Regions from separate parts of the Mus musculus genome. Here regions 1 and 2 are each linked to region 3. Evidence: chromatin loops called from intact Hi-C (ENCODE). Cell type or tissue: heart. All regions are shown on one strand. Region 1 holds the start of Usp50 (ubiquitin specific peptidase 50). Region 2 holds the start of Usp8 (ubiquitin specific peptidase 8). Region 3 overlaps Hdc (histidine decarboxylase).

Region 1 (8,000 bases), 180 kb before region 3:
CCCACCCACACAGTGGCTCACAGCCACCTGTAACTCCAGTCCCAGCAACACCTGTTCTGGCTTTTGAGGACACCAAGTGTATAGATGGTGCACATACATGCATGCCAGCAAAACATTCATACATTAGAAAATACTTTTAGGGTTCTGGAGAGATGGCTCAGTGGGTAAGAGCACTGACTGCTCTACCAGAGGTCCTGAGTTCAATTCCCAGCAACCACATGGTGGCTCACAACCATCTGTAATGGGATCCGATGCCCTCTTCTGGTGTGTCTGAAGACAGTGACAGTGTATTCACATACATGAAATAGATATATAATTTTTTTTAAAATCTAAAGTGAAAACAACCTTTCTTGGGAGAAATCAAAGAAAAGTGAGAAACTAGGGAAAAACAAGTGGGAAGGGTCCCAAGAGAGAAATAAACATTGAGTTGGTTCGTTGTTTAGGGGCTTTTTATAGGATTTAGACCAGAAACTGGACAAAGACTGAGAACCCCAGCTGGACATAGTGGCTCCTGTCTTTAATAGAAGAAGCACTTGGGAGGCAGAGACAGGTGGAACTCTGAGTTCAAGGCCAGCCTAGACTACAGTTCCAGGACAGTCAAGGCTATAGAGAAACTGTCTCAAACAAACAAACCATATTGAGAGTCCTATTGCAAATGGTTGATTCTCTGCACACAGGGAGCAGGGCAATGAAAGGTTTACATACTCTGTGCACGTTCTTCTGATCCACGCAGATAGAAGAGCGGTCCCTCTCTCAAGCGCCCTGATCACCTCTGACTTGCTTTGTTGAGCTTGACTGGTTTGCCGGCTGTTAGCCTGGGCTGCCAGGGCCATCTCGGCCAACCTTGCAAGTATTGCTGCTCTGACCTAGATGGGGTCTGTGAACTCAGGACCTCTGGAAGAGCAGTCAGTGCTCCTAACTGCTGAGCCATCTCTCCAGCCCCCTCACTTTAGATTTTTATTCATCACAATTGTGAGAGAATTCAAGAGCCCCAACCTTGATTTAACTTTCACCAGCTGTTTAGTCTCTGGAAGTCTCTGGCACACAGCTGCCTGGATGGACAAAGATCTCAATGATCTCTAAATTGCATCATATTGAAGATGATTTTATGTATGGGTAAACCTCACTCTTCTCAATTTCGCAGTGTGGTCTCTTACCAGAGAGCATTTCTCCTTGGTCCTTGTCTTCTTGCAGGAAATAATTCAGCCATGATGCAGTTTAAGTATAAATTTATCATCCCAGAGAGACTGAGGAGGGAAGGAAGGCTGGTTGAGCAGGGAGGATCTGCCCACTGGGTTATATGCTGGGGGCTTTTACAAGGTTTTATCACTAATTGTGAGAGGGGTTCTATATCCCTAGAGGCGAAGTAGCCCAGTCACCTCCAAGTCATTGCACCTCATCTCACCTTTTATTAAAACATTCCTTGTAAGTTTCTAGAAAAGCCCACGAGAAGAGGGGTCTCAACCCGCAATGCAAAGGACAAAGGACTGCACAGGCTGCGAAGGACGGTATGGAGTTCGGGTGGTGGTGCAGCCCTGCTTTACAGGTTCTTTGTAACTGTGCCAGAGCGGCAACAAGGAAAGTGCCTGGCACTTTAATTCCTGATCCAGCAGGAAGAAGCTAAGCTGCAGCATCAAGGATGCTTAACCATGGAGCATTCTCACCTGCCAAGACACAGCAGTTTCTGTTGTTACATCACACAGAATTCCTTACCTTCCAACCTCACTAGCAGATTAACATTGACGTTTTCACAAAAATCCATTATGTATCACCCATAGCATAAAAACCAAGTGGATTGGAATAACATAGTCACCCTTGCTACTCAACTTTAGCTTAACATAAATATGTGAAAAGAGCATAGACTGCACTTTCATATTGTCAAAATATTTAAAATACATGGGTGTAGATTTTGAAAGTACTGCACAATTTTCAGATGACTAGAAAGAAATATCTAAGAGGGGCAGATTAAAACAAGCCACCAAAGAGATAAGGAAAAATTAAGAAGCAGCCCTCTTACTTTAGTGTGAGCTGTATGAGCTGTGGGCAGTGGTGCCCTGGTGTGCAGATGAGGCAGGAATGTCACGTGCTAGGCAGTGGGAACACAGCATTGAGGACTGATGAGACAGGAGCTATGCTAGGGCTGTCAGAAGCTAGGTGTCTCCCAGTTAGAGTTAGATTGTATAGGAAGGGAAAATAAATCTAGAAAGGTTGTGACTATTGGTGTGAATTCTGATTCTCAATACATATATGCACATACACAGAGGGGCATCATTATGGATCTAATGTATATTTCTTAGTCATTGTGTGTGTTGCCGGGTGGTTTGGCATAGTGTGTGAGAGAGATCGATGTCATGTGGTGTGTGTTGCAGTGTGTGGCTTACGACTAAAAGGCCTAGAAAGGACACTGCAATCTGTTGAGTGCCTGCAGGCTGTGTGTGCTCCTGGAGCCCAGCTTTCATGAGCTGTCACTCATACTGGGGTCTTCGGTGACACAGCTGAGTCCTATTTGCTCCTGATCTCTCCACCCATATGCCCTAACTGACCCCACTGAAACTCATTGCTCTATGAAGTTGGACTTTGAGAGTATTTTTCCTTCAGCCTGTCTTCAGTACCCTACCTGGGATAAACTGATCCTAAGGGCTCTCTGCCTGCTCTCTGCTGGTGCTTGGCTGACCCAGTAGATCTGCTCAGAGAGCAGGCCAGCAGCAACTAGGCACTCCAGAGGCAAGGCCCCAGCACGGGTGCTTTCCCAGGTCACAGCCCCATGCTTTTAGTTAGAACTGAGGATGCCATCCTTTTCCTCCAGTGGAAAAGTCTGAGTTCAGAAAACCATGTGTGCCCCAGAGGCCACAGCTTGTAAATCCTATAATAAGCCTGTGTGGTGGTTTAAATATGCTTGGCCTATTAGGAGGTGTGGCCTTGTTGGAGGAAATGTGTCATTGTGGGGGTGGGCAATGATTCTTTTCTCCTAACTACATGGGAGCCAGTCTTCTAGTGTCCTTCAGATGAAGATATAGAACTCTCAGCTCCTCCTGCACCATGTCTGCCAGGACATGCCCTTGTTCTCCACCTTGATGATAATGGACTGAACCTCTAAAACTGTAAGCCAGCCCCATTTAAATGTTGTCCTTAGAAGAGTTGCCTTGGTCATGGTGTCTGTCCACAGCAGTAAAACCCTAACAGCCTGTGTACTATGGGTATGTGCCCATATCCAGCTGTGTCTCCATCCCAAGAATAAACAATTCTGGTGACCTCACTGTGTATGCATCGGGATGAGAAAAATCTCACTACCTCCTCCATAGGGGAAGAGATGTCCCTCTAGGGTTCATGGGAGCAGTGTTGCCACACACTGTCCCCAAATCCAGAGGGTGAACATCTCTGTGTGCTTGTGTGTGAGAAACCCAGAAATAGAGGGAGAGCTGTGATGTGGACAATTCGTTCTCAGAAAGTTGATCTTTCAGAAGCATTTCAAACAAACAAATAATGGTATCCCTTGACAACACGTTAGAACCTTGGTATGAAGGGTGACAATTGTGATGCAGGGGAGGATCCAAGAAGAACTGGGCCTGAGTCAAGTGAAATCAGACAGCAACAACACAAAGGGGGGAGGGGGGCATTCAAACGGTTCAAAACCAAAAACAAGCCAGGGAGCAGTCCTGGAGAAATGAAGTTAAAAGGATCAAAGGTAGCTCGTGAGTAGAAGTGAAAGCCTGATGTGCTTCATTGACATGGCGTCTCATCGGCCGGTCCCTGCAGACGACTTCGGTGCCTACTACAACCTGTGAGCCTCTATGTCCTGTGCCTTTATAGATAACCTCAGGAGTGGGGGGCTGGGGGAGGGCTTACCTAGAGGGGGCATGGCACCTGTTGCATTTGGGAGGGCTCTGCCAGATTTGACCCATGAAGGACCCAGAAGAGATAACATACATGTACTCCCTGATCAGTCAGCTCAGGGCCTCCGTGACATCACTGAGTAAAAGTGAGAATGGCACACTTTTCAGATGGGTGAAACTGAGCAGAGGCACTGAGTGAGGCCGCTGAGCGGTGGGGCCTGGATTTCAGATTCAGTCTGTGGGAAGAAAGGTAATAAAGGACAAAGGTGGTGAGCGGCCCTACTGAATCGGTCAGATAAGAGGGAGCTGTGCAGATCAAGGAGGCCTCCTGGAGCCTGCAGTATTTCCCATCTCTGCATGCTGGGCAGATGCTCCAGTCCCGTCTCTCCACATTAAGTCATTTATTCTTTTAAAGATTTTATTTTATGTATATGAATGCTTTGCTGACAATTTAAGCACACCAAAGCAGTGCTCTTGGAGGCCAGAAGAGGGCATTAGATCCCTTGGAACTGGAGACACAAATGGTTGTGAGCTGCCATGTGGTTGCTGGGAAGTGAGCCAGGATCTTCTGAAAGAACAGCAGAAATGCTCTTAACTGCTGAGCCATCTCTTCAGAACCCAAGCTGTGTGTGTGTGTGTGTGTGTGTGTGTGTGTGTATGCACGTATATCTGTATATGTGTGTATACATATATATGTATATATGTGTGTATACATGTAAATATACGTGTATACATACTATACAGGTACATAGATGTATATATACATATATACATACACACATAGACATATATACACACATGTGTATGTGTATATAAGTATATATACATATGTGTGTGTGTGTATAAATATACACTTGTCTTTTTTTGGACACAGGGTTTCTCTGTGTAGCCTTAGCTATTCGTTCTAGAACCCACTCTGTACACCAGGTTAGCCTCAGACTCAGAGATCCCCCCTGCTGCTGCCTCCTGAACGCTAGGATCAAAGGTTTGCACCACCAATAACTGGCTATGTTGTATTCTTTTAAAAGATATCATTTATTATGTGATCTAAGCTAAGCACCTTGCATGGCACCTGCATGGCCCTCGCAGTAACCCTGCCAGGAAGAGGTAGTGTTCCTTGTTTTGCTGGGGGATCAGGAGCTTGAGGCCAAAGCCAGTGCCTCACACAGGCCAAGGACACTTTCTCATGCTGAATGTTTCTGTGTTATAAATGAGCAAACATAAGAACCCTAATCATAAATATATATAATCAGTTATTAGCGTAGCAATGTGCATGTATGCACACATATGTATGCATATATACATACCTGTGCCCTTAACATATGAATGTATATGTTCCTACTATGTGTATGTATCATGCTCACTATAGCTGTCTCCAGACACCAAAAGAAGCTACAAAGGCTCAAAGTTACAACCCTTTAACGGCCCCATAAAGCACTTGCTGGGATTTGAACTGGGGTCCTTTGAATCCATAGTCAGTGTTCTTACCCACTGAGCCACAGCTCCAACACTGTATTATGTTCTCCATATGTCACCTATAGAGTTATATTCATTCTCAGCATATGCTGTAATTCCATATAATTTAATGGCCAGGTAAGGTAGGTAAATGCCTTCATTTCTCCTGCATCACTATGTGCTTGCCCTTGGTATACTACTGTGGGCAAATGACTCACTCACATAAGCTGGTTAGTCCACCTGTAAATGGGATTTTAGAAGGACTGTTTCTACCCAGAAGAGCTGTTGCAAATATTTAATGGGGAATGTATATTAAATGTTTAATATAGTCAGACTAAGTACAAAATGTCTATGATGTTACTGTTAAAGCAGGAAAGGCTTTGGTTTTTTAACAGCTGAGTTTGGATGTTTAGCCAAGCCACCCTGAGACCTGGACGGCAGGTTTACTCTATCTCTTTACTCTCTTTTTAGGAAGAAACTTTTATTTATGTCAGACATTCAAACATTTATGTCATTCAGAGTTCTGGGCCTAAGTTAAACTCCTTCTGTCCTTGGTAGAGAGTGAGTTTGAGAGAAAAACCCACTAAGAATCCTTCCTAGCCAATCAGAGAAGTACACACCTTTTTTGTTTTGTTTTGGGTTTTCGAGACAGGGTTTTTCTGAGCCCTGGCTGTCCTGGAACTCTCTTTATAGACCAGGCTGGCCTCGAACTCAGAAATCTGAACTCAGAAATCCGCCTGCCTCTGCCTCCCGAGTGCTGGGATTAAAGGCGTGCGCCACCACCCCCTGGCTAGAATTACACATCTTTAATCCCAGCACCCAGGAGGCAGAGGCCGGGGGAATCTCTGTGAGTTCAAGCCCAGCCTGGTCAACGTAGCCAGTGCAGAGCCAGCCAGAGACACATGGGGAGGGCCTACCACAAAACAAAAGGAACAAAACCCTTCTTGCCAGGCTGGTGACTTCTAACTTCAGTCACTGAGGTGTGAAACAAGAGACTTGTCAGTTCAGAGAAGGCCTAGGTTATCAGACCTTGCCTCCCAGCCACAAAAGAGCACTTTTATTTCAGAGGTTGCCAGGGTCTGAGCGGCACTAGCACTCATGCTCTCCCCTGGAAACACTCTCCTTCCATGTGGCCCACACAGTGCGGAGTGTGCAGACTATGACTCCCTGCCGGAGTCTAAGACCCAGCCACACTTCCAGGGCGTGACGGGACTGCGGAACCTGGGCAACACCTGCTACATGAACGCCATCTTGCAATGCCTCTGCAGCGTATCTCCACTGGTGGAGTACTTCCTGTCCGGAAAGTACATCACAGCTCTTAAGAAGTAAGAGGAGGTCTTCCCTGAGTCTGCCCCACCCCAGCTCCCCCAGGTGAGGTGAGGAAAGGACCCGCTGGAGTCCTTGTGAAGGGCCACAAGCCCAGACACAGTAGGTCCCCAGAGAACACACATGGAGGGTGCGGAGAGCAAGGTGGACAGGGCTCTGGTGCAGGGGCGTGGACGGATCCCTTGCCACGGAGACTGGGTCTTTTCTTTTCATTAAATCAGCAGGGAATATTTGCCCTTTGCCTCTGCTCTTCTTCTCAGGGACTGCAGTGAGGTTACCACCGCCTTTGCCTACCTGATGACAGATATGTGGCTTGGGGACTCAGACTGTGTCTCACCAGAGATATTTCTGTCGGCTGTTGGCAGTCTTTACCCAGCTTTTCTGAAAAAGACACAGCAAGATGCGCAGGAGTTCCTGATTTACGTCCTCAACGAGCTTCACGAAGCTTTGAAAAAGGTAAGAACTAACAAGTCTGAGCTAGGAGATGTAGGCTGTATGTGTATTCAGACTGCATGGCCTGCCCAGCACCTGCTCTGGTGCTGGGGTCCTGAGGAAAATGTCCAGGTTAGGATATTTGTTATTTAGTGGTTGTTTTGCTTTTTTTTTTTTACTTAAAATTTTAAAAAATTTTTATTGTTTATGCATGTATGTCTGTGTACTACTTGTTTGCCAGGTTCCTATGGAGGCCAGAAGAGGGTGTCAGACAATTTCCATCCACCATCCATGTGGGTGTTGGGAATTGAACCCAGGTCCTCTGGAAAAGAGCCAGTGTTTGTTTTTGTTTGTTTGTTTTTTCGAGACAGGGTTCCTCTGTATAGACCTGACTGTCCTAGAACTCACTCTGTATACCAGGCTGGCCTCCAACTCAGAGATTCCCTTCCTGAGGTCTGGGATTAAAGACATGCGCCGCTACTGTCCAGTGCAGCCAAAGCTCTTAACCACTGAACCCTCTGTCCAGTTCCTAAAATTATTTTTTTTATTTACTTTTATTTTTTTCTGAAACTAAGTTTTACTGTGGAGCCCAGTCAGGTCTATGACTCGGAATCTTCCTGCCTCAGCCCTGCTCCATGTGCAGATATTATAGACATCTGAAATTCTCACATTCCTGTGCTGAAGAGCCCAAAATTACTCCAGATGTGCTCAGACATTCAGAGGATCATAGCCCAACTGGTTCAACAAAATCAAACAGCTCAAAACAAGACAAAACCATTCCTCCAAGCCAACAGGAAGGCAAAAAAGCCCAGGTCCAACTGCCCAGGAGGAATTCACCTGAGTTTAAAACCAAGTGTCTAAACACTGCTTCTTTTTCACAAATACAAAGCAGCTCGGGCTGGATGAAGCTTGAGATCAAAGTCCTCTCAGGAAAGCAGTTCAAGGCCAACCTGC
Region 2 (8,000 bases), 110 kb before region 3:
AAAGAACAAATTAGGCACACTAATTTGGCGATTTAGTGATTAAACTTGAATATTTTCACTTGCTTACATTACCCTATTTTCCTTCTGTGAAAAGCAAAGAACACTAATGTTATTAACTAAATAACAGTAACAGGCATACAAAAATGTGTACCTACACAGGAAGCTGAAGCTAGAAGGTGCTAAGTTCAGGGCTACTTTGGGTTACTTAAAAAGACCATGTCTCAAAAGCAACCAAACAAGCAAACCAATAACAACAACAAATATAAAAACAAAACTGTAGTTTAATAACTGACGAGTGATGGGGTTGGAGAGATGGCTCAGTGGTTAAGAGCACTGACTGTTCTTCCAGAGGACATGAGTTCAATTCCCAGCAACCACACAATTATCTGTAATACAATCTGATCCCCCCCTTTTGGTGTGTCTGAAGAAATCAACAATGTACTCAAATACATAAAGTAAATAAGAAAATAAATAAAAATGAAAACTGATCAGGGTATGGTGGCGCATGCCTTTAATCCCAACAATGAGGAGGCAGAGGCAGGTAGAGCTCTCAGTTCAAAGCCAATCTGGTTTACACAGTGAGTTCTAGGACAGCCTAGGCTACACAGAGGAAACCCTGTCTCAGAAAGAAAAAAACAAAAACAACCCTATTGTTTGGGAGGTTACAACATAATATCACTGAAAATGATACTGTATCACTTTTATTCTGTGACCAAAACCCAGAAATCATTTAAGGGGGAGTTTATCTTAGATCACTGTTTTGGAAGAACTTCAGTCCATCATAGATGGGAAAGTTCTGACAGAATTTATGGCAGCAAGAGTATGCTGAAGTGGCTCCTCTAATCTGGCTAACCAGAAGCAGAGAGCTCTGAGGGAGCCATAGATTGGAAAAACCTTCAACAGGCTATCCCCAGGAACAAACATCCACCAGTCAGGCCCCACCTCCTAAAGGATACACATACTTCAAAATGTGGTCTGAAGCTGAGTCTAAGCAAGAAAAGTTTGAGTCTGGGAGGGACATTTTATAACTATTTTATTTATCCTGCTTTTATGTAGTATATTTTAAAACATATACAATTCTCTTTAAAACACAGACATCAGCCATTGAGTACAGTGGCATGCATCTGCAATTCCAGCTACCTGGGGAGCCTGAGGCAGGAGAATCTCTTAAGCCCAGGAGTTAGAGGTCAATCTTGGTCATGGTAAGACACTTTCAAAAAATATAAACAAATACACACAATCAAAAGTGTATAGACATCACATACTAATAACTAACATTAAGAGAATAAATCACCAAGAAATTGAAGCTTTACTTTTTTGACAGCTGATATTTCACTTAAGGCCTCAAACTAGGCATTCTATGGGAAGACAGACTCAGAAAAGAACAGACATCTCTGCAATGAAGGAAAGCGTAATGCTAAACAAGGAAGAGAAGAACTCTAAGGGACATGAATAAATATTAGAATGCTAAGGAAAAGAAGGAGGAAGGGAAGGAAGAAAGTACCCCAGTTTCTAAGAGCAATTATGTGTGGTTAGATTACATTTGCTACAGAGTATTTGATACATACAAAATGCATGCAGTGTTTGTGTGTTATATACCTGTGTACAGTGGTCACACACATGTTGGGAGCCTATAAAGTAGTTTTTGAGAGCCTTTTGCTTTAAAAGGTAGGAGTCAGGCCATGGGTGATAGGATATGTATGTGCCATGCCCTGGGTGTCCTAGCACCAAACACACATAAACACAAAAATAGTATAAATCTATCAGCTGATGGGGAGGGCGCCTTGATTGCTCTAACCAGTAGAATATTACTAGAAGTAATGTGCCAATTTCTTGATACAGGCTTTTCAGAGACTGAAAGCTTCTACTTTCTGCCTCAAGTGTGGTCATGGAGCCCAACACACATGCCATGAGAAGTTTAATCCACACAAAGAGACTGGATGTGGACATGCCAGTTATCATTTCCAGCTGCAACCATCAGCAACTATCCAGGTGAACAAAGTTGGATTTTATAACAAGATAAAATGCAAGACTCCTCCCTGCTTCCTGACCGCTCCGAGGCAAACAGTCTCCTTTACACACCCTTGCTAACAGGGGACTGCACTTCACCTCAGATGCAAAGTAATGGAGCCAATTAAGCTTGGGCAGAAGTCTCCGAAACTGTGGGGCAAAATAAATCTTCCCTTTAGAAAATCAGGATGTCAGACGCCGCCATGATCATCCCGGTGCGCTGCTTCACCTGCGGGAAGATCGTCGGCAACAAATGGGAAGCCTACCTGGGTCTGCTGCAGGCCAAGTACACGGAGGGGGATGCCCTGGACGCTCTGGGCCTAAAGCGCTACTGCTGCCGCCGCATGCTGCTAGCACACGTGGACCTGATTGAGAAGCTGCTGAACTATGCACCCCTAGAGAAGTGACCGCTGGAGCCTGCCCTCCTCTGTCTCCTGCTGGCCACGGGCAGCCTGTCGTGCTATGTTCAAACTGAGCTATTGGGGATGTTGGTGTATTGCCTGGCTGTGGCCCTGTGGCTAAGTCCTGTTACCCTGGAAGGAACTGTTTAGTAAAGATGTTTGCAGAACCACCAAAAAAAAAAAAAAAAAAAAAAAAAAAAGAAAGAAAATCAGGATGCTAAGTATATAATGAATAAAATTTGATGTGTTGGCTTTACATTACAACTGGTTTACAAAGCCATCTGGATTCGGTTCCATTCTTATCAACAAAAGATCAGGATGATTAATAAGGCTCAAGTAAATAAATCAACAAGTTAAAGAATAAAAAGAAAACCTTAAATATTTTTGTTAGTTTATCTTATCCATTGTTATCTCAAAAACTACAAGTCACAAGCTATTCATTATTCATTCCTCACAGGCTTACATTACTACTGCAAGATCCGTGCAATGCCCAATATCTGGGCAAAAGAGCAGGAATATACATTTTAGGATCAACAGTGATACAGTGGCATAATTAAGTTATATACTAATTCATATTCTTAAATAAGCATACATACAGCCAACAGCACCTTAATTAGGCCAGTGCTCTATAGATGAGAAACTACCTAAATCCAACATGATTGACTTTCACCAGGGAGTCTTAAACAGAAAGAGTGAAATACTAAAAAAAAAGCAGATATCTTTAAAACAGAAACAAAAACCAAAAACTACCACCACCAACAATACACCGAGCCTGGCAGTGGTGGGCAGCACTCGGGAGGCAAAGGCAGGCAGAACTTTGAGATCAAGGGCAATCGTGGTTTAGAGTGAGTTCCATAATAGCTATGGCTGCACAGACAAACTGTCTCGAGAAAAAAAAGAAAGAAAGTAAGAAAAAAAGAAAGAGAATAAAGCCACCAAAACCAAAAAATAACACATGGAATTTTTAATGAAGTAGGATAATATACACAACTAAGAATACTCTAAGATTTAAAAAGAATACCCTTGCCAGGAGTGGTGCTTGATGCAGTTTTATCCATCTCTGGAGCCAAGGGAGGAAGGTTTCAGTGAGTTTGAGACAAGTCCTGTTTACATAGTAAGACCTTGTGGGTGGTGGCGGGGAACAACCAAGAATTACACCCTTTAGCTAGGCATCGTTTTGATCCGAAACCCTAGAGCTTTTTAATAAATATGAAACTCCTTAGATTCTGCAACACCTCTGTGAGTCACGTAAATATTTCTTGAATGACTGACTCAAGGTCATAGGCAGAAAGCAAGAACAAAACATAGGAACAGGGTCTGCAGCTTTGTGGGTAAAGGAATATCATTGTGATTTGGGGTTGACAACTCTCTCGGTACATCAGATGTGAAGGGAACTTGTCAGTGCCACAAGTCTACAAACGAAGAAACATTTTTAAGAAAAGAAAATGCCCTCTTTGAAGAAGTTTTAAGTGTGGTGAGTTTACTTAACTCAATTTTTGTACTTCACTGAAAACATGCGTGACCCGGGTAAAGGGGAATAGGGAAAACATGACAAATGGTCGTATTAAGGCCTGGGGTTGTAGGTAGCACAAAATGAGAAAAAAGGAAGCAAAAGGAAGGAGTCCAAAGTTGGGTCTAGTGTCCAACAGAAAGGAGAACTGGTCAAGGCCACCCTCTGAGACCGGCAAACTACATCAAACTCGCTGGGCACCGTAGGAGGGGGACGGGAGCGACCAAGAGTCGGGCCCTCCCTGGACCAGCCAGTTGTCTGGGGTTGTCCCACCCCTCCGCGGACAGGGCTCGTCTCCCGGATGACCAGCAGCTGGAGGACGCCTTCCCCAGGAACCGGGGCCGGAGCCAGGCCGCACTCACCGCAGCGCCCGCGCTCCGCTAACACCGGCCTCCTCGCCTGACGCCCATCGCCCACCACCAGAAGGAGAACGAGCCTTCGCTCTCAGACGCACGGCAGCGCAGCTCATCCCCTCTTCCCGATTCGCATTGCGTGGCGACGGGTCGCGTCTCGAAACGTCACGGCGAGGGCGGAGCTTCCAGTGAACCCTGTAACTCCGCCTTTCTGTCCCGTAGGGAGGGACATCAGGGCGGCCCTCTCCGGAAGGGTGAGCGCCGAACCGGCCTGAGCATGCGTCGGAAGGACAGTTTGAGCTGGTGCGGGACGGAAGCGCGCGTGCTGCGCTTCCGGTGTCCTCGCGCGTCTCTTTTCCGGGTGGAAGTCAGTTCAGATTGTGTCACATTGTGACTTGGAGCTGTCCACGGAGGAATCGAGGATATTTTGGCGCCTCTCAATAGTGCATTTTTCCCGTCAGATCGGACATTAGGGGGAAAATACGGGGAGAGGATTGATACCTTCTAAAACTTGGGAATAAACATTCTCCAAAGCCAAGCCTCTGGTTAAAGAACAGACGTGTTTGGAAAACACATTGCACAAACACCGTCAACATTTCCAAAAGGACCAGTCTTACAAAGCTGGGGTTTGAACTCTTTGGAGAGTTGTCTTGTGGAGAAAAGATGGGCTACTCGTGGACATAAAAATTGCTTAAGAGTGGAGTTGTTTTCCCTGGTCACTAAATCCGTTGGGACAGTCCAACTTTTTAATGCATGTCAAATCTAAAAGCACAGCTCTACTAAGTATATAAAATGAAAATACTTAGCAGATAGGCTGCCATTAAACGTTAAAGAGTAGTAAGCATCCAGTCTACCAACCTTTAAAATAAACCTTAGTTTCGTTTCCATTACAATTAGCTACATGCAAAGGTATTCTTGTGCTGGGCGGTGGTGGCACACGCCTTTAGTCCCAGCACTTGGGAGGCAGAGACAGACGGATTTCTGAGTTCGAGGCCAGCCTGGTCTACAGAGTGAGTTCCAGGACAGCCAGGGCTACACAGAGAAACCCTGTCTCGAAAAACCAAACCAACCAAACAAACAAAATCTTGCATTTCTCCTTTAAAAAATCAACACTAAATTATATACTATTTGTTCTCCCTAGACAAGTAAAGACTGGTGTGATTTGATACCGTGCAATGCTGGGAACTACTGGATAAAAGCCTCAAATGTTTTTTTTTTCCCCCTCATAATTAAGGAAGAAATTGTTTTTTTGAGGATGGATTATTTTAGGAAAATGTTTTTTCTCTGCTCAGCTTTGTGGAATTGAGTAAGGAAAGAAAAACTTAGAGCTGAATGTGAGAATAAGTATAAAACACATGGAGAACATTTTGGGGTGCTCTGACAATTGGAAGGAGGTAGGACTGAAAGGAAGAGAGACATCATTGGAGTGTATCAGTGAAAATTTTCTCTGAGCCCAACAAGATGCGTGAAGTCCTTACCAGGTAAACTTGGCAATCTGAGTTTGATTCCTGGAAAACACACACACACACACACACTCACGCACACACATGAGTTGTATACACACATGTGAGTTGTCCACACACACACACACACACACTCATGCACACTCACTCACACACGTGAGTTGTCCACACACACACATACTCACACACACGTGAGTTGTATACACACACACACACACACACACACACGAGTTGTCTTTTGATCTCCATGTGCTTCCCCTCCCAGAGAACAATATTTTTTTTTAATCTCTGAAGATGAGGTCCCAGAAACGCTTTTAACAAATACTGCTTTTTAATATTCACCTACAGTTTTTTAAACAATTTTATGTATTTATGCATGTGATGCCTTCTGAGGCCATGTTAGTTGTGAACCACCCAACATGGGTGCTGGGAGCTGAACCTTTGTCCCCTTGAAGAGCAGCAAGAGCTCTTAGCTCTTGAGCCATCTCTCCAACCCATACCTATAGTTATTTTATTTGCATTGATGTAATTCTGGTTCTATCTCGTCCCACTCCTAGCAAACAGAATTCTTCCTCCTTCACTAACATCTCAGCTGCTGATTTTGCTAGAAATCACAAATCATTTGCATGAGTTTCTGTGTAAATGGAGGAAGAAGTAGATGTGTGGGTCAACGGGTACCAAACATAAGGTACAAGAAATGGCAAGATAATCCCCAATTTGAGCCATGCAGTAAAAGCAGAAAGACTGAAGATATCTCCAGATTACTAATAAACATCCTGGGGTGAGATTTGAGCTTTTCAATACTTATGGAATGAGAAATCTTAACGAGGAGGGACAACTGGATGAAAATATGCTCCTTCAATTGTATTGTAGGACATGGGTATGTACAGGACAAAGCTGTCTAAACTGTGAAGCAGGAAAGAGTGGGTGTGCTGGAGGAATTGCAAGAAGTTGAACGTGAACCCATAAGTGAAAATCTCCAGACCCATGTGATGGCGTTGCAATCAAATAGGCATGACAAGAGCAGTGTATAAAGTCATCTGTTTGTATATGAGTAGCATACAGACTTTACATTTGGACTTGGAGTTCTATTTCCAAAATACTTCATTATATATGAAAATATTCCAAATAAAAAAAAATTAAAGCCCTGAAGTTCCTGTTGTCCCAACCACTCCAGATAAGAGATATGGTGGTTTTACAATTGGGCAATGTTATTAACTTTAACCTATAATGATACTTTAAGGAAGCATCTAAAAAAGATATTTTAAATTAAATATTTAATATTTATACATGTATATCATGTATGTGTTTGGATGGAATCCTTCCTTAAGATAGCACTAGACTATAATACACTATGTATTGTATTATATTATATTATATTATATTATAATATCTCTACAATTTATTTCCACTCATATGATTCATAACTGCTCCATTAGTTATTTTTTTTGTTGCTATGACAATCTCTAGGCTCCAAAGCAGCTGAGCAGTTCTGCTTCTGTGGCTCTTCTATCCACAGTATGCACAGCTTTTCTCATAGGCTCAGACCAGCTCCATTCCACACTTGTTGCTGTCCTTGGTGGTTGTTCCATGGCACTAACATCTTTAAAGTTCTGGCCTTTCCATTGCAAAAGGACTGCATTCACCAGTAACCTCCCCTAAGTTCTTGTCAGGGATCCTAAACACTGCCACACACTGTCAATCTTCAACTTCTTTCCATGCCCCTTCAATAATGCAACTAAATTTGGGCCTTCACTAATGGCTTCTCCTGGCCTTGGGTGCTCTCCATGTCTTCTTCTTGCTTTCAAAAACAGTGTTTCCTGGGAGACCCTTAACCACATTCCAAAGGGCCTCATCTGTGTACTGACTCAGAGGAAACACTTCCTAGCAGATTCTGCCTCCATGATATTGCTGCTGGTCTCTTCTTAAGCATAGTTTAATCTCTTCTCAATCATTTTAGTGATTTTGGCCTCTTGCCAATGACAGCAAATTCTTCAACCCTATCTGACCAGAACACAGTCTTTGTTTGGTTGGTTTTGGTTTTCTCTCTTTCTTTCTTTCTTTCTCTCTCTCTTTCTTTCTTTCTTTCTTTCTTTCTTTCTTTCTTTCTTTCTTTCCTTCTTTCTTCCTTCTTTCTTTCTCTCTCTCTCTCTCTCTCTCTCTCTCTCTCTCTCTCTCTCTCTCTTTCTTTCTTTGCAAGCCAGGAGAGGGCATCAGACCTCATTACAGATGTTTGTGAGCCACCATGTGGTTGCTGGGAATT
Region 3 (8,000 bases):
GCCTACCTGCCTTCCTCTTCCTTTCTTTCTTCCTTCCTTTCTTCCTTTTCTTCTTCTTCTTCTTCTTCTTCTTCTTCTTCTTCTTCTTCTTCTTCTTCTTCTTCTTCTTCTTCTTCTTCTTCTTCTCCTTCTCCTTCTCCTTCTCCTTCTCCTTCTCCTTCTCCTTCTCCTTCTCCTTCTCCTTCTCCTTCTCCTTCTCCTTCTCTTCTCCTTCTCCTTCTCCTTCTCCTCCTCCTCCTCCTCCTCCTCCTCCTCCTCCTCCTCCTCCTCCTCCTCCTTCTTCTTCTTCTTCTTGAGATTGGGTCTCACTATGTAGGCCTGAACTCACAGAGACCTATCAGCCTCTGCCTCCTGAGTGCTGGGATTAAAGATGGGCACCACCACACCCGATCACCTGATGAAACTTTCATTTTAAATGTACGTGTGTTTGGCATAGGTTGCTGTGTCATGTGAACCTTCATTATTTCTCTCTAGGTCTGTGCAACGTTAGGGACTACTGGAGTCTGTGCATTTGACAGGCTGTCAGAACTGGGGCCCATCTGTAAGTATCTGTCATTATAGGCTAGGAAGATAAGGAATAACATTTGAAATATTTGCCAGAACAAGAACTTGGAACCAGCTTCACTGAATTATTTTCTTCATTCAATTTGGTGGCGAGGGAGGGAGGGAAAATGCCAAAGGTCATGAGAGTCACTACCCAGCAGTAGAGGCCATTGGACTTTTCCTAGTGGTGAGATAAAAGCCAGAAATTCTGTATTTTCCACTACGTCCTTGGAAGCACCAGTCAGCTCTCCATTCTGTAACACATACCTTAGATGATGAAACTGGAAAGAGACACACTTCACTTTGGCTCGCACTTTGGAAGCTTCTTCCAGTCTATAATCACTTGACCCCATCACTTTCGGGGCCCCGAGTGAGGCACAGTGTGGGTGTTGGACCTCTTGATGGGCTCTACCTTTTGCAGTTCACCCTGTGAAACAAATTACACATGAGCCTTTCGAGGACATGGGATAGCCATGCTATAGAAGAGTTTCAAGCTTTCACATTCTCTCACGCGTAATGTTGCAACGGGTGACACTCAGTGACATATTTACTTCTGCTTCTGGAAAGGGAAGGGGCAGATCAAGGGAAACCACAGGACGGATAAGACACCTGTACGTAATTGCTTAACTCCCTGGTGAGACGCCCACCGAGGACAGACATCTCTCTAAGTACTGTGTTAGGTGCACTGATGTCGCTTTCTGGGCTATAAAGCAGTTGGATTTTGTGCTAGGATTTTCCAGGTTGAGGCCAAGAATGTAATGGTCTTCTGCCCAGTGAGAGAAGACCTACCTATCAGGAGGCAACAATGTCTGCTTCAGTTTCACTTCCTTATACCAACACCCTATCACCTCGTCTCCAGAACCCTTGCTGACTCCTTTAGCAAAGTATGTCATCTTCCCAGATCTCACTGCAGCCTGCTGTGGTGTTGGCTAGGAGGGCAGTGCCTTTTGGCTGGCTGGTAGTAGCTCTTCCATGGCTCCCCTGTAGCACATGACATTTGCTTTCTCAGGTGCCAGTGAGGGACTGTGGCTCCACGTCGATGCTGCTTATGCAGGCACGGCCTTTCTGTGCCCTGAGCTCCGGGGGTTCCTGGAGGGCATCGAGTACGCTGACTCCTTCACCTTTAACCCTTCCAAGTGGATGATGGTACACTTTGACTGTACTGGATTCTGGTGAGTTGAGCTCTCCACATGTGGAAATGCCTCGCTTCCTTAGGGAGACCTCAGCCACTAATGCCCACTTGGCAATCTACAGGGTCAAGGACAAGTACAAGCTGCAGCAGACCTTTAGTGTGAACCCCATCTACCTCCGACATGCCAACTCTGGTGCAGCCACGGACTTCATGGTGAGTTCCCAGGAGTGGGTGGCCCATGGCTTCTAAGACAGGGTCTGTGGACTGGCCCCTGAGGTTTTGCATGGCTTCTGCCTTCAGAAGCAGCATTCTATGTGTTCATCACATAGTTTCCCACTGGAAACGTGATTTCAAGTTGTGCATGAGCACACAGAATGAAATCCAGAAAATGTAAAAAACAAAAAACAAAAAACAAAACAAAACAAAAAACCCAAAAACCAAAAACCACCACCAAACAAACAAAGAAAACTAGAAAAATCACAATCCCTGAGTCTTTTTGACTTGTTTTTCTTCCAGAAGTGTTCTCTCTGTCACAGAAAGATCAGTTAACTCCTTTTAGCATCTTTGGAGATCTATCATTTATCTGTCTGTCTGTCTGTCTGTCGCTTACTGCCCAGCAGGAGAGTGTAGATGATTTCCTCTGGTGGGAAAGAGGCTTTTATTAAATTGCCTTTACATCACTCTCCTTGACATCATAGACCATGCAGGAGCGATGTTGGGACATCATGGCCATGCAGGAGCTCTGTCGTGAGGCTGAGATGCTGGCACCCTCTGCAGAGCTCTGGCTGTGCATCTCAGGCTCCTCCGGGCTTAGGGTTTCAGCAGCAGGCTCTTCATATTGGCTCTTCAGTTGAAGATGAGCCTTTTAGGTGAGATTGGGATGTCCACGAGCGGGTCACACATCACACGGCTAGTGAAAGGTCTGAAGGACGAACACAATGAGCATGGCTCGGAATTCCATTCATCCGCGGTCATCTGGGAAACCATTGAAAGTCCCTGGGAAAATGGCACTGACTTCACAGGGGCTCTGAGGTTTTGATGGGAACACATACGTCAATCCCTTAGCACCGTGTCTGGGTGGCAATTGCACAACAAATAGCATGCACAAAGTGCTAAAAATGTCGTCATTTAAGCTTGCTATTGCGACATGGCCAAACAGAAACGCCAAGGTCAGAAGCTTGAAGCCATGCTTCTCCTCGGAATGACCTGACTGGTCCTAGACGAGCAGCTTGGATTCTGCCTAGCTTTTTCTCTGTGTGAACAGAGACACGAGCAGTTCTGCCTTCTAAGCCCGTCGTGAGAATGGAATAATTAATACAGTGATACAAGGACAGTGTAGCCCGGCCATCTTGGTGGAGAACTGGTTTGCCTTTCTCCCTAGACAACCAAGTTTCCTTTCACTTAGTTCTATAGCACTAGTGCCGTTATTGCTTGATTAAACTGATGATTCTCCGGTGAAGACAATTTCTGGAGGTTTAGGAAGGCTTTCAAGTTGCAAATAGTAAGCTTATAGTGTTGGGGTGGGAGGAGACCTTCTATGGGAGAATAAAGGTGGATACCTCTCTTGCCTTTCCCATGGGTATTCAAAAAATTAAAAAAAAAAAATTTTAACACTGCCAGTCAATCCTGACTGTGAAGTGATGCCTACGAGGAGATTCTAGGAGTTAATTGGACTCAGAACTTCTGATCCTGATTCTGCCTCCCAATGCTAGGATCATAGGTGTACGCTGCCTGTGCCCAGTTTATACAGTGTTGTGGATCAAATCAGGGCCTCCTCTTGCTAAGGAGGCATTCTACCCATTGAGCACTGCTGTGTCCTTAAAGCCCTGTTATGTTTGCGATTCTAGCAGCTCCTGAGAGTCTATCTTAAAGTAGATTCATGGCTCAGTTAAGCCCCCGTGTGGTCTGAGAGCCACTAATGATGTTTTCTAAGAAACAGCTGGATCTCTGGGAATGTCTTTCTTTGATGCTTTGGGAAGCTTCCATCATGACACCGCTGTGGAATCTAGTGGACTTCATTTCCAGGAGTATGAAGACACTTCTAGAGCAACGAGGCTGCTCTCTTTATCCTAATACCAAGGTCCTTGTAGCTGCTCCAAGCTTCTTTGCCCCCAAGGGGCTACAGTTTGAGTAGAAGCCTAGCCCCTCCCCCCCCAAAGGATCTGGAAGCATTACAGTGTCCCAGGTACTTAGCTTGGGGGAGGGAGCCTCAAGAATCTGGACCTGTTGTCAGCGAAGCTCCCCTCCACTTCATTCTATACTTCTCCAATGGCAGAGAGCACCAACAGCAGAGATTCAGAAAGCCTTGGGGAAGACACAGAGGATGCTAGGAGACATCTGGGGTGAAGGGAGTCCCATGCTGGTCTTTAGGAGCTCGAACAGCAGACATTGGTTAAGGCAGTCTCAGGACCCACATGGTTTGGTTTTAGCAGAGTGAGAAGAACGGGATGGAGATTAAGCAGAAATCAGAGAAGTGCACAGCTCAGATACTTCCTGCCCCTCTCCAACCAGGTGGTCAGTTTACCATAATCATCTAGAAACCGGGACATTTTATAGGGGACTCTAAGCAGGCTGCGGCAGAGGTTCTGTCCTTTCCTAAGGTTTTGATGCCCTCTTCTGGCTGACAAAAGTCTCTCTCTCTCTCTCTCTCTCCCCTCCACCCTCCCCCTCCTGGTTGGAACTCCACTACACATATAGACCAGGCTGTCCTTGAACTCAGCAGGTCTGCCTGCTTCTGCCTCTCCAGTGCTGGGATTAAAGGCATGCACCATCATGCCTGAGAGTTTAGTGCAAGGAAACATACTGTCCTTGATACTGGAGTAATAAGCCAGCCGTGTCTACTCTGGGAGACTACAATGAAGCATAAAGATGGGGACATCAGTAAAGTTTTGGCAACTCCATGGAGAGAGGCAGAGGAATGGTCAACGAGATGGATATTTTTAGAGAGCAGAAATTGTGGCAGAGGTTTTCTGACATTTGAGGGGAAAGCTTAGGAGAAGTCACATTGCTTGTTAGAACAACTGCAAGTGTCCCGCAAACCGTTTGCTCTGTTTTCAGACCTGAGCACTAGGATTGGGAATTTTCAGAATCTATGGTAACTGCAGCTTTGAACTTTAAGCTCTGTTGAATTTGGTACCAGGACAGGGATCAGTTCAGACTGAGGCAGGGGTTCCTGTGCAGTCGGAAAGCTTGGATGGAGCATCTGAGGCCACAGGAATCTCACAGGTGAAAGCCAAAGCCAGTAGGTGGCAGCAAGATTAAGTAAGGACTGACCATCTTGGTGCCAGACAGACACACACATGTGATTCCTAGCTCACCTGTTTATCATCTAAACAGCCTACACTGCCTGGACAACTTTCTCTGAGGTTTTGCACTGTCCTCAAGCCACTTTCCTGGAAAGCACCTTTTGTCCTATGCCATTGATGTGCCCGTGAGGTGGCCCTGTGAAAGTCACACAGGGTAAGGAGCCAGGGCAGAGCTAAAGGGAAACCCAGGTCTGTGGGGCCCCAGGGTTTAAGCTCTTAATCACCATCCTAAAGCTACACTAATGTTGAGAAGAACAGACATAGAACTTTAATTTCTGCTACTCAAGGAACTTCTAGGAGTTTCTAGGCTGGGATGAAATACTTAAAACAGCAGTTTTCGAGAGGTCACGCTCGGTTCCAGGTCACAGGCTTGGAACTGTTAGTGTTACCCAGATAAGCTTGTCTTGGTTTGCTCCTTAGCAACAGCTTTGGGAGTCATGGTGACACCAGGGAAATCCCAGGAGTGCTCTGCAGGCAACACAGAATGCTAGGAGTGCCCGAGGGAGTGGGCACGTTGCTTCTAACCATGAGCTCTGTGTTATTTGTTTCTAGCATTGGCAGATCCCCTTGAGCCGGCGCTTTCGCTCCATTAAGCTGTGGTTTGTGATTCGGTCCTTCGGGGTGAAGAATCTTCAAGCACATGTCAGACACGTATGTTGCGCGAGAGCCGTGGGACTAAGCCCATGATTCTTTGCATTTTCCATGGGAAGGAAGACTTTGCCTCGGTTTTACAAATCTGCCCAGGGGATCCTTGGTTTGTGGCTCAGTGGTAGGGTGCGCAGAGGGACTTGAATGTTGGTTATGTAGAGGTGCGCTGATCTCCATGTAGTCCCAGTGGACTGTCTGTGATCTGTAGTTCACACTGTTTATTTTCTAAACAGTCACCACTAAGTGCAACTTCCTCTGTTCTGACATCCCTTGTTTCACCGATTTCCTGAGAGTCTCACCTTTCCTGTTGTTGTCTTTGAGAACTGAGCACTCAAAAGCCTAGTTTACGGAAAGAGAAAGTGAAAGTAGGTCAAAGAGCAGGGTCTATGGTCAAAGTAGGGCCGAGTCTTTAAGAAGGAGTGGCTGTCATGGCTCCCTGGTGAATGGTGTGTCAACACAGCCACACCTGCTCTTCACCTTCTAGGTGAGGTCTGTAGTGAACACACTACCTGTAATTGTGTCCTCCTCTCCCCTGGCCTCTGCTCTGTCTCATACACAGCTTGCCTCATGGGAGGGAAGAGAATAGGGCAGGAGGAGAATGTCTTATTAACTGGGAGACCTACTTTCTGCCGCCCAAGCCTTGGGAGAATCACCCTCCCTTGGATTTTAAAAAGTGAGGATGCTGACAAAGGTGGGCTCTGAGGGGACATTGTGGGGCATGTGAGTGAGACATGGAGAATTTTGACAGGGCAGGTGGTGAAAACAGGCCCAGAGGAAAGGAGTTATAGGGGAGAATCATAACCAGGTTAGAAATGGGGCATGGGCATATAAAGGCCAGGAGAACAGTTAGTATGCTTTTCCCGGACAAGGCCTGGACTTGCACATGAAGAACTTCTTAGGGATCAAGTGGGGACGTAGCTCCATTGGTACACTGTTTACTCCCCATGCACAAAGCCACTGTTTGACCCCCTAGTATTGCTTAACCTTCTCCTGGCAGCGCTTGCAGGTAGTTCCACAGTGGGGGGTGGAGGCAGAAGGATCAATGGTACCAGGTCGTCCTTGGCTACATTGTAACTTTGAGCCAGTCTAGGATCCATGAGAGAGAGCCTTTCTCAAAGAAAAGAAAAAGTTCATGAGGCGGTGGTAAGAGTTTGAAATTGACTGGAGAGAGAGAGAGAGTGGAGCAGATAGAGGAGCAGATAGAGGTTGGTTCAAATGGCACCGCCTCTTCATGGTCAAGGAAGACACCTGAAGCTCTGTCTTCTTTTAAAACGAAATATCAAGTGGGAGTTCCAGCCCATAAAAAAAAAATCACTTAGTGGGGCAGGAGAGATGACTCAGCAGTTAAGAGCACTGACTGCTCTTCCAGAGGTCCTGAGTTCAATTCCCAGCAACCACATGGTGGCTCACCACCATCTGTAATGGGATCTGATGCCCTCTTCTGGCATGTAGGTGTACATGCAGTCAGAGCACTCACATACATTAAATAAATCTTTAAAAATTAATTCACTTAGCAGAGAGTGTATGTGAGTCTCAGACTGGAATCTCTAGCCCTATCATGTGCTGTGTCTGTCACTTACTCCCCCCTCCCCACGCCCCCAGGTCTCATTTGTTGTTCTTGCTAGTCTGGAGCTCAAGGCTCCCCTCTCGAGTGCTGGCATTAAAGACTTAAATATCATCATTCCTGGCAACCTTGAACTTCCTCTGATCCTCCTACTGAAACCTCCCCATGTCTAACTTTATTCAGTTGTTGATTGAAGTCAGCATTTTGTGCAAGGTAGGCTAGTGGATTGCCAGTTGAGCCACAGCCCTGTCCTATATTCAAGCATTCTATGTAAATGTAAAACTCAAGAGAACCACAGGAAAATTTAAAAGTTCATAAAAACTTTATAAAAGATCAATATGCTATGAAATCTTTATTTTTTAAAAGATTTATTTATTTATTTTATGTATATGAGTACACTGTAGCTGTCTTAGACACACCAGAAGAAGGAACCAGATTCAATTACAAATGGTTGTGAGCCACCATGTGGTTGCTGGGAATTGAACTCAGGACCTCTGGAAGAGCAGTTGGTGCTCTTAACTGTCAGATGGTGGTTGCTGAGCCATCACTCCAGTTTTTTTTTTTTTTTTTTTTTTGGTTTTTCGAGACAGGGTTTCTCTGTGTAGCCCTGACTGTCCTGGAACTCACTCTGTAGACCAGGCTGGCCTCGAACTCAGAAATCCGCCTGCCTCTGCCTCCCAAGTGCTAGGATTAAAGGCGTGCGCCACCACCGCCCAGCTGATATTTTCTTTATTTCAGTCTGAAATCTTTAATTTTTCCATGATAAATATACAGGCCATATTTTAAAAACCTGTGTTTTAGTGTACAA

What was found. Peaks named below come from ENCODE experiments on the same cell type or tissue, not always from the same donor. Only the 100,000 strongest peaks of a DNase experiment are listed, where the experiment ranks them.
Region 1: it touches region 3 in a loop (10-fold over the local background); 21 of 42 quality-filtered maps call a loop at or near these places.
Region 2: a loop joins it to region 3, with 8 times the contacts of the local background. A loop is called at or near these places in 2 of 42 quality-filtered maps.

Annotation. Positions count from the first base shown.
Region 1 is chr2:126,779,001-126,787,000 of GRCm38, reverse strand. Usp50 (ubiquitin specific peptidase 50) reads left to right here and starts at 3,541. Exons shown (of 7, transcript NM_029163.3): 1 at 3,541-3,781; 2 at 6,431-6,613; 3 at 6,875-7,070. The coding sequence starts at 3,714. In heart, a CTCF peak has its summit at 4,308 (motif pointing right); a DNase peak (open chromatin) is centred at 4,350.
Region 2 is chr2:126,703,771-126,711,770 of GRCm38, reverse strand. It overlaps Usp8 (ubiquitin specific peptidase 8), which reads right to left and starts at 4,443. Exons shown (of 19, transcript NM_019729.3): 1 at 4,284-4,443. It also overlaps the pseudogene Gm10774. In heart, a CTCF peak has its summit at 4,394; a DNase peak (open chromatin) is centred at 4,470; H3K4me3 peaks cover 1,830 bases; H3K27ac peaks cover 1,375 bases; H3K27me3 peaks cover 1,082 bases.
Region 3 is chr2:126,595,502-126,603,501 of GRCm38, reverse strand. It overlaps Hdc (histidine decarboxylase), which reads left to right. Exons shown (of 12, transcript NM_008230.6): 7 at 475-541; 8 at 1,553-1,715; 9 at 1,798-1,888; 10 at 5,533-5,631. Among named protein-coding and RNA genes, the nearest start is that of Hdc, 19 kb to the left of the region's middle. In heart, CTCF peaks have their summits at 4,284 (motif pointing left), 4,927 (motif pointing right) and 7,063 (motif pointing left); no DNase peak of the experiment used is centred here; H3K27me3 peaks cover 614 bases.